Regions from separate parts of the Homo sapiens genome. Here region 1 is linked to region 2. Evidence: chromatin contacts called from ENCODE Hi-C or POLR2A ChIA-PET data. All regions are on one chromosome and are shown on one strand. The core of a region is the stretch at or near the end of the contact, and the rest is flanking DNA. Distances in the headings are between cores, read along the strand shown. Region 1 overlaps ASH1L (ASH1 like histone lysine methyltransferase). Region 2 overlaps ASH1L (ASH1 like histone lysine methyltransferase).

Region 1 (5,267 bases), core at 1,412-3,911, 36 kb after region 2:
AAAATAGCTAGAAGAGAGGACTTGAAATGTTCCTGACACAGAAATCATAACTACGCAAGGTGATGGATACCCAAAATACTCTGACCTGATTCTTATACATTCTATACATGTAACAAAATATCACATGTACCCAATAAATATGTACAACTATTATGTATCAATTTTAAAAAGATTTAAAACATGATAGAAAAAAGATATGCCTATAAAGGAAGTGTGAACCTACAGAGATGAAAGAAAATTGTTTGTGGTGTGGTTAGTGCAGTTAGGGGAATTTCCAGAAGAATTCCATTTCAGTGAATGATGTCATTTGGGCATTATGAAAAATAGCCTAGTTAGAGAAAAAAACAGAGTTTTTGTTTTGTTTTGTTTTGTTTTGTTTTTTTGAGACGGGGTCTCACTCTGTCGCCCAGGCTGGAGTACAGTGGTGCTATCTTGGCTTACTGCAAGCTCTGCCTCCCGGGTTCATGCCATTCTCCTGCCTCAGCCTCCCAAGTAGCTGGGACTACAGGTGCCCGCCACCACGCCTGGCTAATTTTTTGTATTTTTAGTAGAGACGGGGTTTCACCGTGTTAGCCAAGATGGTCTCAATCTCCTGACCTCGTGATCTGCCTGCCTCGGCCTTCCAAAGTGCTGGGATTACAGACATGAGCCACAGCGCCCGGCCAAAACAGACTTTATAGCTTAAAAATCGCCAGAACAGGCTCTGAGTCATACTCTCTTGTAGTGCATTTAGTTGGTGCATCAGATAAAATGTATTGCTTTCTGTATTTCCCACAATTGAAAACAGCTGTTTTTATTGTGGACCCAGCTTTTACCTTAGCATTCAGCTCATTCACAAGAAGGTTCCAAGGTGGCTATCAACTGTGAACCATACCAAAGGATTCAGAACTTGAATCTGGGAACAAAAAAAATCTTGACCAGAAGTTCTCAAATAGTTTGATATTTTATGTTCATATTCCTTTACTATGGTAGCCATTTTTATTACAACCAATTTTGGTTCAGTCGTTGTTTAACACACATTCCCAAATAGCTTTGACTTATAAATAATGAAAGAAGAGAAATCTTTTTTAAAACTAAACTTTTGTAACAATTTAATTTTGGTGGGAAGGAACAATTTCAGTGTTAGAAACTTTTAAAGTAAATTATTTTAAAATCGATAATATCTTAGAACTGACTACTGCATAGCATTCTTCCAAATTAGCATACTTAATTTATTTTTCTGTAATTCACCCAAAGATATTTCTAGCATTGCAAACATCAAACATTCCACTCATATAAATGATTTCTTAGTTACTTGTGTCTTTAGTGTTGATCTCCAGAGTGTGACTAAAATTCATACTATATTAAGTTATAAAAGCTTTAATAGTGAACTTAGGCTAAAGAAACATATGTTTTGTCCAACCAACTATTGATTTAATTCACTGTTTTTTTTTTTTTTTTTTTTTTTGCTAATTTGTATTTGGCACCAGGGAAATTCCTTGTTTTTCTAGGCTAGGATGCTCAGGGCTTCAATGAGTAGTTAGTTGAATCTTTATTCTCATGATTTCTTTGGGATGCCTCCACCACTGCAGACACTATTATCAGTGAGAATTTTATCTATTCTGCTATCTTTGCCTGTTTTACTGTCTTCACACCCAGGCATCTGTAAAAGTAGCATTACTTTTATATCTTTGGTTTGTTTTAGTTCCTCCAGTGGAAATGTCAATCAAGATTTTTTGTGGCAAATCAATTTGAAAACAGGTTCTTGGTTTCTGCTCATTTTCTGTTTATTATAAAGATTTTCATAATCTTATTTCTTTATGATCCAGTTATGTTCTTTTTTTACTTTTTCAACTTTGACAGTTTGTATCCCTGATTTCATCTTACAGTTTTGCTGTAAAAGCACTACCTTTCCCCTCTTGTTTAAATTGGCAAAAATGTTTCTGTAAATCCTGTCTTTATCTTCAAAAGTTCATCAAATACTGGCCAAATAAAATCCAGAGAGTCTATAATTAAAATCACTTCCAAGGTTCCTTCACATTTGCAAGTTTGGTTTTAATTCTTAATTTTCTCTGTATTATTCCAATTTATGGTATTCTCTTTTTCTGTCTTCCTCTTTACTAGTAGTCTGCCTTGTTTACATGAGGGCCTTTATTTCCAACGGAAGAAAAACTATTTCCCTTAATAATCTACTTATATTTATTCTGAAATCCAATTTTATTTAGGTACTTTTTTTTTTTGCAGCTTGCCTATAATTTCTACTTCCTGCATTTATGTGTGTAGAATTTCCAAACATATTCTGAAGTTGTCATCATCTGAGTGATGAGACACAGCGGTGGTCTACGTAGTAATATTGTGAACTAAGGAATTCCTATTTGTAGTCTTTATTCACTTCTGAAATACTTATTCTGCTTTATAGTATTTTGAAATGAAAAATGATGGGAACTCTTTGATATCTACAATTGTGTTCTTTGTGTGTATGCTTTGAGGAAGTGTCAGATTTTCTTGAACTAGAATTCATATAAACCTCTTGTCCTTTGTGGAATGGGGAGCCTCCACACATCCTTCCAGGCAGATCTAAAATGGCTACTCTTGAGACATGAGCAAACATTTGTCACATGATGGAGACAGCAAGGAAAAGGGCTAAGTAGGGGAAGCAGAAAACTACTTTCTCCCTTGGGAAAAAACTGAGCAGAAAGCCAGACGTCTTCTGGTTCTGACTCATCTCTTGGGCATACTCTGCAAAAGCTATGGCGAAGAGTCAGTGAATTAGAAGATTCACTCAGAGTAACTTTTTCCTACCCTGCAAGTACCTACCAGCCCTGGAGGTGCCTATATGAGTAGTACTTCTTAATTGGATTCACTCTATGTTTAAGGTAAATGCTTGATGTTAATAGGTTAGTTCTAGCTCCCTACTGGGTATAACTCACTGCTCTTCTTTCTATCATTATTATTATTATTATTAAGGCAAGGGTCTCACTGTCGCCCAGGATGGAGTGCAGTGGTGCGATCACAGCTTGCTGAAGCCTCTACCTCCTGGGCTCAAGCGATCTTCCCACTTCAGCCTCCCAAGTAACTGGGACTACAGGGTATGCACCACTATGCCCAGCTAATTTTTATTTTTTTTTGTAGAGACTGAGTTTCGCCATATTGTCCAGGCTAGTCTTGAACGCCTGAACTCAAGCAACCTGGCTACCTCGGCCTAGCAAAGTGCTGGGATTACAGGCATGAGCCCCCACACCTGCCTATGTAAAAATTCCATAATAAACCTAAGGACTCAATTAATATATAGTAGTCACTAATATTTATAAAACATTTTGAATTTTATAAAATTGTTTTTGGATTACATTATCTCGTTTTGGGACTCACAACAATGCTGTAACTTAGCTTTATTAAACCAAAGCCCAGGCACATTTACTTCTATAGATTCTCTCTAGTTTAATTTGTAGCAGAGCCAGGAGTCAAACCCAAGGATGCTTTACTCCATAGTCCATGTACTGAACACGATATCGCACTCGACTCTGCTCTGCATTATGTTTTAGGTTTGGACACATACATATATATTGGTCTCTGTTGAATTGGACATACTAGTTCTCTGGGCATTATCTGGTTCTTTCTGGAAGCCCAACTGCAAATTGGCGTTTATAAAACAGTGTATTTCTGGCAATGTTACAGATGTTTGCAGATTTCATATGATTCCTACTGTTAGGCTAATTTTAACATACTTTGAACATCTTTTAACTGGTTGCTATTTCTTTTACATAAGTGATAGCATCACTTTCCAGTCTTAAACTTGGTTGCTTTATATCGTTAATGTTTTTTCAGTTATCCTCATCTTCTTACTGCCTCTGTGAGCACTGCTTTTAAGTGAAATAAGATGCTAGAGCTGATGATTACCAAGCGATAGAGATCTGTATCTCAAGGATACAACTTGATTCTTTTTAAATATGGAATATTGTTAAGAATAGCTCTGCTCTGTATGAACAGGGAATTCAAACTTTTAAAAATGAAAAATGAGAACCTTCCTGAATGAAATTTTACTCAAATCTCCTATTAAATCCTAAGAATAGGCTGCTGGCTTCCATTACTTTCAGGAAATGAAAAATGGCTTAGAAGCTAAGTGAGCTAAGTAAGCCATCTCTCTCTCAATTGTTTCAGTTTCTCAGGAATTGCTGCCAATAATGCTGCCAATAATGATCTCCATGGATCTGACCCCCATTCCATCTCCCACTGCCTCTGAAGCTCCAGATGTCACCAAAAGAAGGAGCTTTGAAGAAAGTGCCTGTACCCTCTTTTTACCCTGAGGTGGGTGAGGCCAGGCAGGGTGATTCTCAGGATATCCTGATTATCAAAGGTACAGTTGAAGCCTTCATCAAGACTTTCTTGAAGATGACCAAGAAATTCAGGAAACACTACCAAATAGCCTAAGAACTGAAGATGGAGCTCAAGAATGGATGGCACAAGTGCCACCTAAAATGTAGTGCATGATGATATACACGATGATTAGTAAGCTCCTTGAGGGCAGAGACCATTACACCATTTGTAGTCTTCCCCCTACCTTCACAATATCTAGCATAGTACCAAACATATAAACTATACTCACTTAATAAATGTTAGTTTATTACTGAGAGAAAAGACTATATAAAAAGTGCTCTTAGGGCTGGGCGCAGTGGCTCATGCCTATAATCCCAGCACTTTGGGAGGCTGAGGCGGGCGGATCACTTGAGGTAAGGAGTTTGACACCAGCCTGGCCAACATGATGGAACCCCGTCTCTACTAAAAATACAAAAAATTAGCTGGGCATGGTGGCCCATGCCTGTAATCCCAGCTACTCAGGAGGCTGAGGCAAGAGAAACACTTGAACCCGGGAGGCAGAGGTTTCAGTGAGCCAAGATTGCACCACTGCTCTCCAGCCTGGGAGACAGAGTCCGTCTCCCAAAAAAAAAAAAAAAAAACCCTCAAACCCCTCTTTTCTTAGTACTTAATCCATGATCAGGAATGGTGATACAGTTGACTATTATCTCAGGCTTCTTGGCCACTATTGTCTTCTGTCTTGACTATGTGTTGGGTAGGAAATATGTATCTGTCTGTATATTAAGTTTTCAGTATTAATACTTAAAGTTATGTCTTCTCTGATGCCTGGGCTTTTTATTTCTTAGATGTTTCATTGCGACATTCAGTTATTTAATGGAAATATCTCATCTGAACCACACTCGAGGAGGATTTATTATACTGTCAGATATAAAAATCCATCTTGTATCTGTTGTTAAGATTCAACAATAAACAAT
Region 2 (5,640 bases), core at 2,642-5,141:
GGAAGGGAAGTAACACATATTGGGGATTCAGGGTACAACTGGCAAAGCTCAGCTTGACCCTTGGGTGTTGCTGATCTGTTAGAAGATTCTCCGTATGTGTATATATTTTTTTAAACTAACCACTAAAAAATATAGCAATTAAGAATTACCTTCCAAGAAGAAAGGGAAAATAATGTTTTATGTCTAATACCTACCTTTCCATATCCCAAACTAAACAGTTGAAAAATAAGAGGGTGTCATCCAGGGCCTACTTAATAACGTTTACCTTTTCTTTACAAATGAATGTCATTTTGCACCAGCAGATGCCTTATGTCAAGAGTTATGGGCTGGACATGGTGGCTCCCACCTGTAATCCTAGCACTTAGGGAGGCCAGGGTGGGTGGGTGGCTTGAGCTCAGGAGTTCAAGACCAGTCTGGCAACATGGTGAAACCCCCCTGTACAAAAAATACAAATGTTAGCCAGGCATGGTGGCTTACACCTGTTGTCCCAGCTACTCAGGATGCTGAGGCAGGAGGATCACTTGAGCACAGGAGGTCGAGGCTGCAGTAAGTTGTGTTCATGCCACTGTACTGCAGCCTAGGTGATAGAGAGATGAAGTGGAATATATGATTGGATAAGGACTTACAGGGAAGAGGGTGGTAGTTTACATATTAACTGTGGCTTCCCTGGAACTGCTTAATGTAAATACGGATCTTTCTATAATCTGGATTATGCATACTAATGCTTTAGTTTCTCTAAAATCAATGACCTAAATTGAGAGAATACTGATTATTAAAAGAAGATAATGTCAACAAAGATGTCAGAAATGTTATTAAGGTGAAATTGTAACCAGAACTCACTTTTGAAACAAAACAGGTACTGAACTAGTGTTTATTTTTTAACAGCCAAGTCCTAATTTACTATGTATATTTTACTTTTATTTTTGGAAAACATATCAAAGTATACAAGCTTGCAATAAAAAGTTCTACTATATTAGGAAGTCAGAGTTTAGGAGGTACACAAAGGCATTTTGACAAAAATGCACAGATGGTAGATACACTAGAATATTTTAGCTGTATTGAGTGAAGCTACATTGAATTACTAACATCTGAGGATATATATGAAGGCACAAAAATGATCCTAACATCTTTCTGTAGGATTTGATAGTAACTCTCACAGTAAAAACAGTGAAACAAAATGGCACCTGCTTCTCAGCCTCACTTTTTCATTTCTTAGCAAAATTACTGAGTGTGATTATTGTGTAGTTCCTTGCCTAGTCTTTGATTTTACGGGCTGGGGGCTCCAAAAGATTGCTGAGGAGATCAAAAGCAGATGCTGAAAATTATAAGCCAAGGCAGGGGAGCTTGGTAACCTTTCTTTCTAAGCTGTTTGTTGATTATAACGGTTAGGGCAATTATGAAGGTTAGGAATTATGAAATATGGAAATTCTCCTAAGCATACTTGGTAACTCTTAAAAATTCTATTTGTCTCAACCTCGATAACTAAAATTACCTAAGATAAATGAGAAAAATTAGAAAAGCAAATTTAATCACTAAATTTCTAAATAAAAAGCAAAAAGGATAAAAAAGTTTCACTGTGCAAGGAGAAAGGAAGGAGGATGAGGGAATGGAAAGACTCAGCTTAGACATCCCCCAATTCTGTGAAACGTTCCCTGAACCTTTCTAGGAGGTTACTCTATCCTCTGTGTTTCCATTGCATATATTTCTGTTTTTAACATATAGCACATTGTATAATAATTATTAATTGATTTCTCTATTTCTTTGGCTCCTTCAGTGTCAGGGTGATCTTTTAAGTTTGTGCTTTTTATGAGCAACACAGAAAATGCTTTAAAAACAGTTCAGTAAGACTGAAGAAAAGATCTGTAAGCATAAAACAAATACCATCATCATTACCAAAAATTCAGTGCTTAAAATATAGCTTGAGAATGTGAGTATTTATTTCCTTATTCCTAAGATTTTGCTTTTGAATACACTATCTGCCGGGCGCGGTGGCTCATGCCTGTAATCCCAGCACTTTGGGAGGCCAAGGCGGGCGAATCACAAGATCAAGAGATCGAGACTATCCTGGCCAACATGGTGAAACCCCATTTCTACTAAAAATACAAAAAATTAGCTGGGTGTGGTGGTGCGTGCCTATAATCTCAGCTACTCGGGAGGCTGAGGCAGAAGAGTTGCTTGAACCCGGGAGGCGGAGGTTGCAGTGAGCCAAGATCGCGCCATTGCACTCCAACCCGGATGACAGTGTGAGACTCTGTCTCAAAAAAAAAAAAAAAAAGAAAAGAAAAGAAAAGAAAACTGTCATAACTGTATTACTCAAATATTTCCTCTTCTCTCATTTGCTAAAAATATATAGTAAAACTTTCATGCCTATTTAAAACAATCTCTAGGCCGAGTGCAGTGGCTCATGCCTGTAATCCCAGCATTTTGGGAGGTTGAGGCAGGCGGATCATGAGGTCAATAGATCGAGACCATCCTGGCCAACATGGTGAAACCCCGTTTCTACTAAAAATACAAAAGTTAGCTGGGCATGGTGGCGTGTGCCTGTAGTCTCAGCTACTTGGGAGGCTGAGGCAGGAGAATCGCTTGAACCCGGGAGGTGGAGGTTGCAGTGAGCCGAGATTGCGCCACTGCGCTTCAGCCTGGTGACAGAGCGAGACTCTGTCTCAAAAAAATGAATGAATAAAACAATCTGTAGATTGCTATTTTTAAGAAATTGCGGATGCCAAGGTGGGCAGATCACCCGCGGTCAGGAGTTCAAGACCAGCCTAGTCAACATGGCAAAACCTGGTCTCTACTAAAAATATAAAAATTAGCCAGGAATGGTGACACCCACCTGTAGTCCCAGCTACTTGGAGGGATGGAGTACGATAATCACTTGAAACCGGGAGGTGGAGATTGCAGTGAGCTGAGATTGTGCTACTGCACTCCAGCCTAGGTGATAGAGTGAGACAATATGTAATAAATAATTAGGAACATCTGAAAGTAATCTTAGTTTAAGAAAACATTTTGAAGTTGGGCATGGTGGCTTAGGCTTGTAATCCCAGTTACTCAGAAGACTTGAGGCAGGAGGATTGCTTGAGGCCAGGAGTTTAAATCCATCCTTGGCAACGTAACAAGACCCCATTTCTGATTTTAAAAATAAGGAAGAAAGACAAAACATTTTTAGATGTCAAACACCTTTTGAAAGAGTTTAACACATCTTAATGACTTACCCCAAATAGGTGGTACCATATGAACCCAAGTCAAACAATTTTATTATTAATACTATGGGGTATTGTGTTTTTCCAATTGCCTTTTGTTTTGTTTTTATTTTTTAAACCAATTCTTTGTGTTTAGGCTCCTTAGCTCTTTTTTTTTAAATATAGTTTCTTTTTATTTAGAGACAGAGTCTCATTCTGTCGCCCAGGCTGGAGTGCAGTGGTGCAATATCAGCTCATTGCAACCTCTGCCTCCCAGGTTCAAGCGATTCTCATGCCTCAGTCTCCTGAGTAGCTGAGATTACAGGCATGTGCCACCATGTTCGGCTAATTTTGTATTTTTAGTAGAGACAGGGTTTCGCCATGTTGACCAGTTTGGTATCAAACTCCTGGCCTCAAGTGATCTGCACGCCTAGGCCTCCCAAAATTCTGGGATTACAGGTGTGAGACACCACGCCCAGTCTAGGCTCCTCAGCTCTTACCAGAGAATTTGGGACTTGTTAATAGGAGAAGATAGGCACATTCTGTCATCTTACTTGTGCCCTATGGGCTGCGTGCCATCTCAGAGTGCTTTTTTTTTTCCTTATGCCTATTTATGAAGAGGTCCAGAATGCATGTCTACATTATTTGACTGCTGCGTTTTCACTTCCATGTTCTTGTTGACAAATGCTATTCAAGCAAGAAGACCCGATTGTATGTAGGTATCTCTGAGTCTTGCTATGATGGATTCTGTAGTCTTACCTTCATCTTGATTGTTTACTTTAAAAGCTGCTTAAGCTAGAGGTATTTTTATGGTAGAGAAGAGAACAGTTGGCACAGAGCCCAGCTTCTCCATGGCAGCAGCAATTATGCAAATTATCCTGGATCTTTACATTTCAGTAAAACCTTTCTTCCCCCTTTACATACACAAAATAGACAGCTAAGGGGCTGTGATCTGTCCTAAAGCCTTGGAGATAAAACAGGATGTCACTCTTTTCTCAAAATGACTTCTATTACGGAAGCATGAGCTCCCTTAAATGGAAGGGCAAAGCAAATCCCTGCCATTGGGCTCTGCAGCCTCTGCTATAAATGTGCCAGGAAGATTAAAACTACCGTAATTAGTTTAATCAGGTTCATCCTCAATTCTTGCTTTCATTATGTAGTAGGAACTTCCCTAATCAGTACTGCATTTGGCTGATTGAAGAGTTCACTTTCATAGCTAGGATATCTGCTGGAGTCTGTATTGTGGTTTGTTTTAATGGTGTATATATGGTGAATGTGAATGTTTCTCATTTCATTGTTGATCTTGCTAATGGAAAAAAAAAATCATTATTGAACCAAATTGTTAGAAGGTATATCTTCTTTAGTCCCAGAGAATTAAGCCTAAATATCATTACTTTCACTCACTAATTCGTATACTGCTTTTTATGGTTGTCTGCTCATATCTTTGATTTCATTTTAATGATTGTAAATCACTCCAGAGATCCTCACATACGGCTGCTCAATAATTACACATTACTAATTAATTCTGAGCTACAGCTGTATGGAAATGAATGAAAGCTTTTTGAGAGACATCAGAATTAAAGGTCCTATATGATAAGATGACAAAACCTGGAACTTTTATGAAAATTCATTAATAGGAAGACAAGATGAAACTTAATGATGAAAGAAAAGTTTCCTCTCTGACCTCACTTTGTGAGTCAAAATCACTGAGTACATAGTTCAAAATTGTACCTCTTTCGTAACTAGTTAGATGGGGATAGGGAGAAATCCTGTGAGAAAGACTATAGATGAAGTCAGATTTGCAGTGGTTTTTCATGTTGGGAATAAAAGAGGTGTTAAAAAGACCCTGAAGACTTTGTCCTCTGCCACTGGGACAAATTGACACCTTATGTCTATTCCTTAAATTATATAGCAAGAAGAACTTCTTGGGTGGTGGAAGTTTACATCACATGATGATTTCTATATTAGTATTGCCATTATTTTATCATAATTTATTTAAGAAATTATGCTAGTAACATGTTTTGGCTTACTCTTGATCCTATGAGGGCCATATAATGAGGATAGAATTTGGGGCTTCAGTGTGGAATATAAAATTCAAGTTCAGCATCTAATGGTTTTGTAATTTAAGAAAAGCCCATTGTGGTCTGCTTTTGAAAAGAAAATATTTGGTGACTTTCTATTAAAATGCATTCTTGACCTATATGTTTAATTTTCTTTAATATTTCTTTTTGGCTTTTTTTTTTTTTTTTTACTCCTGTTCTCAGATGTTTTGGTTCTCTTTTGATTATATGCCACAAACTGAAGCGTACTTTTCTTGAAAGTGTTTTCTGGGCCAGGCGCAGTGGCTGATGCCAAGGAGTTCAAGACCAGCCTGGGCAACATAGAGAGACCCTGTCTCTACAAAACATTTTTAAAAACTAGCCGGCTGGTCAGGCACAGTGGCTTATGCCTGTAATCCCAG

The links. Hi-C counts contacts between places; a loop is a spot of excess contacts on that map. ChIA-PET counts read pairs that join two places held with the same protein, here RNA polymerase II (POLR2A). Pooled maps may share reads with other maps.
Region 1: a map of B cell shows a loop between it and region 2 (2.8-fold over the local background). The contact joins two enhancer-like sites. A Hi-C loop is called at or near these places in 5 of 168 maps with a recorded cell type or tissue (B cell, HepG2, heart left ventricle and 2 more) and 6 of 50 pooled maps. POLR2A ChIA-PET finds 5 or more read pairs at or near these places in 12 of 52 experiments (A673, AG04450, B cell and 9 more).

The regions. Positions count from the first base shown.
Region 1 is chr1:155,461,470-155,466,736 of GRCh38, reverse strand. All of the region lies in intron 3 of ASH1L (ASH1 like histone lysine methyltransferase), which reads left to right. Among named protein-coding and RNA genes, the nearest start is that of ASH1L-AS1, 98 kb to the left of the region's middle. Within about 2 kb of position 2,661, at least 2 of the 41 ENCODE cell types and tissues checked have a DNase peak (open chromatin) inside an H3K27ac peak, as active enhancers do; they include A673, where a contact is called at or near this core.
Region 2 is chr1:155,498,707-155,504,346 of GRCh38, reverse strand. The region is part of intron 2 of ASH1L (ASH1 like histone lysine methyltransferase); the gene reads left to right. Among named protein-coding and RNA genes, the nearest start is that of ASH1L-AS1, 61 kb to the left of the region's middle. RefSeq lists enhancers at 3,982-4,151, 3,832-4,333. Within about 2 kb of position 3,891, at least 6 of the 41 ENCODE cell types and tissues checked have a DNase peak (open chromatin) inside an H3K27ac peak, as active enhancers do; they include A673, where a contact is called at or near this core.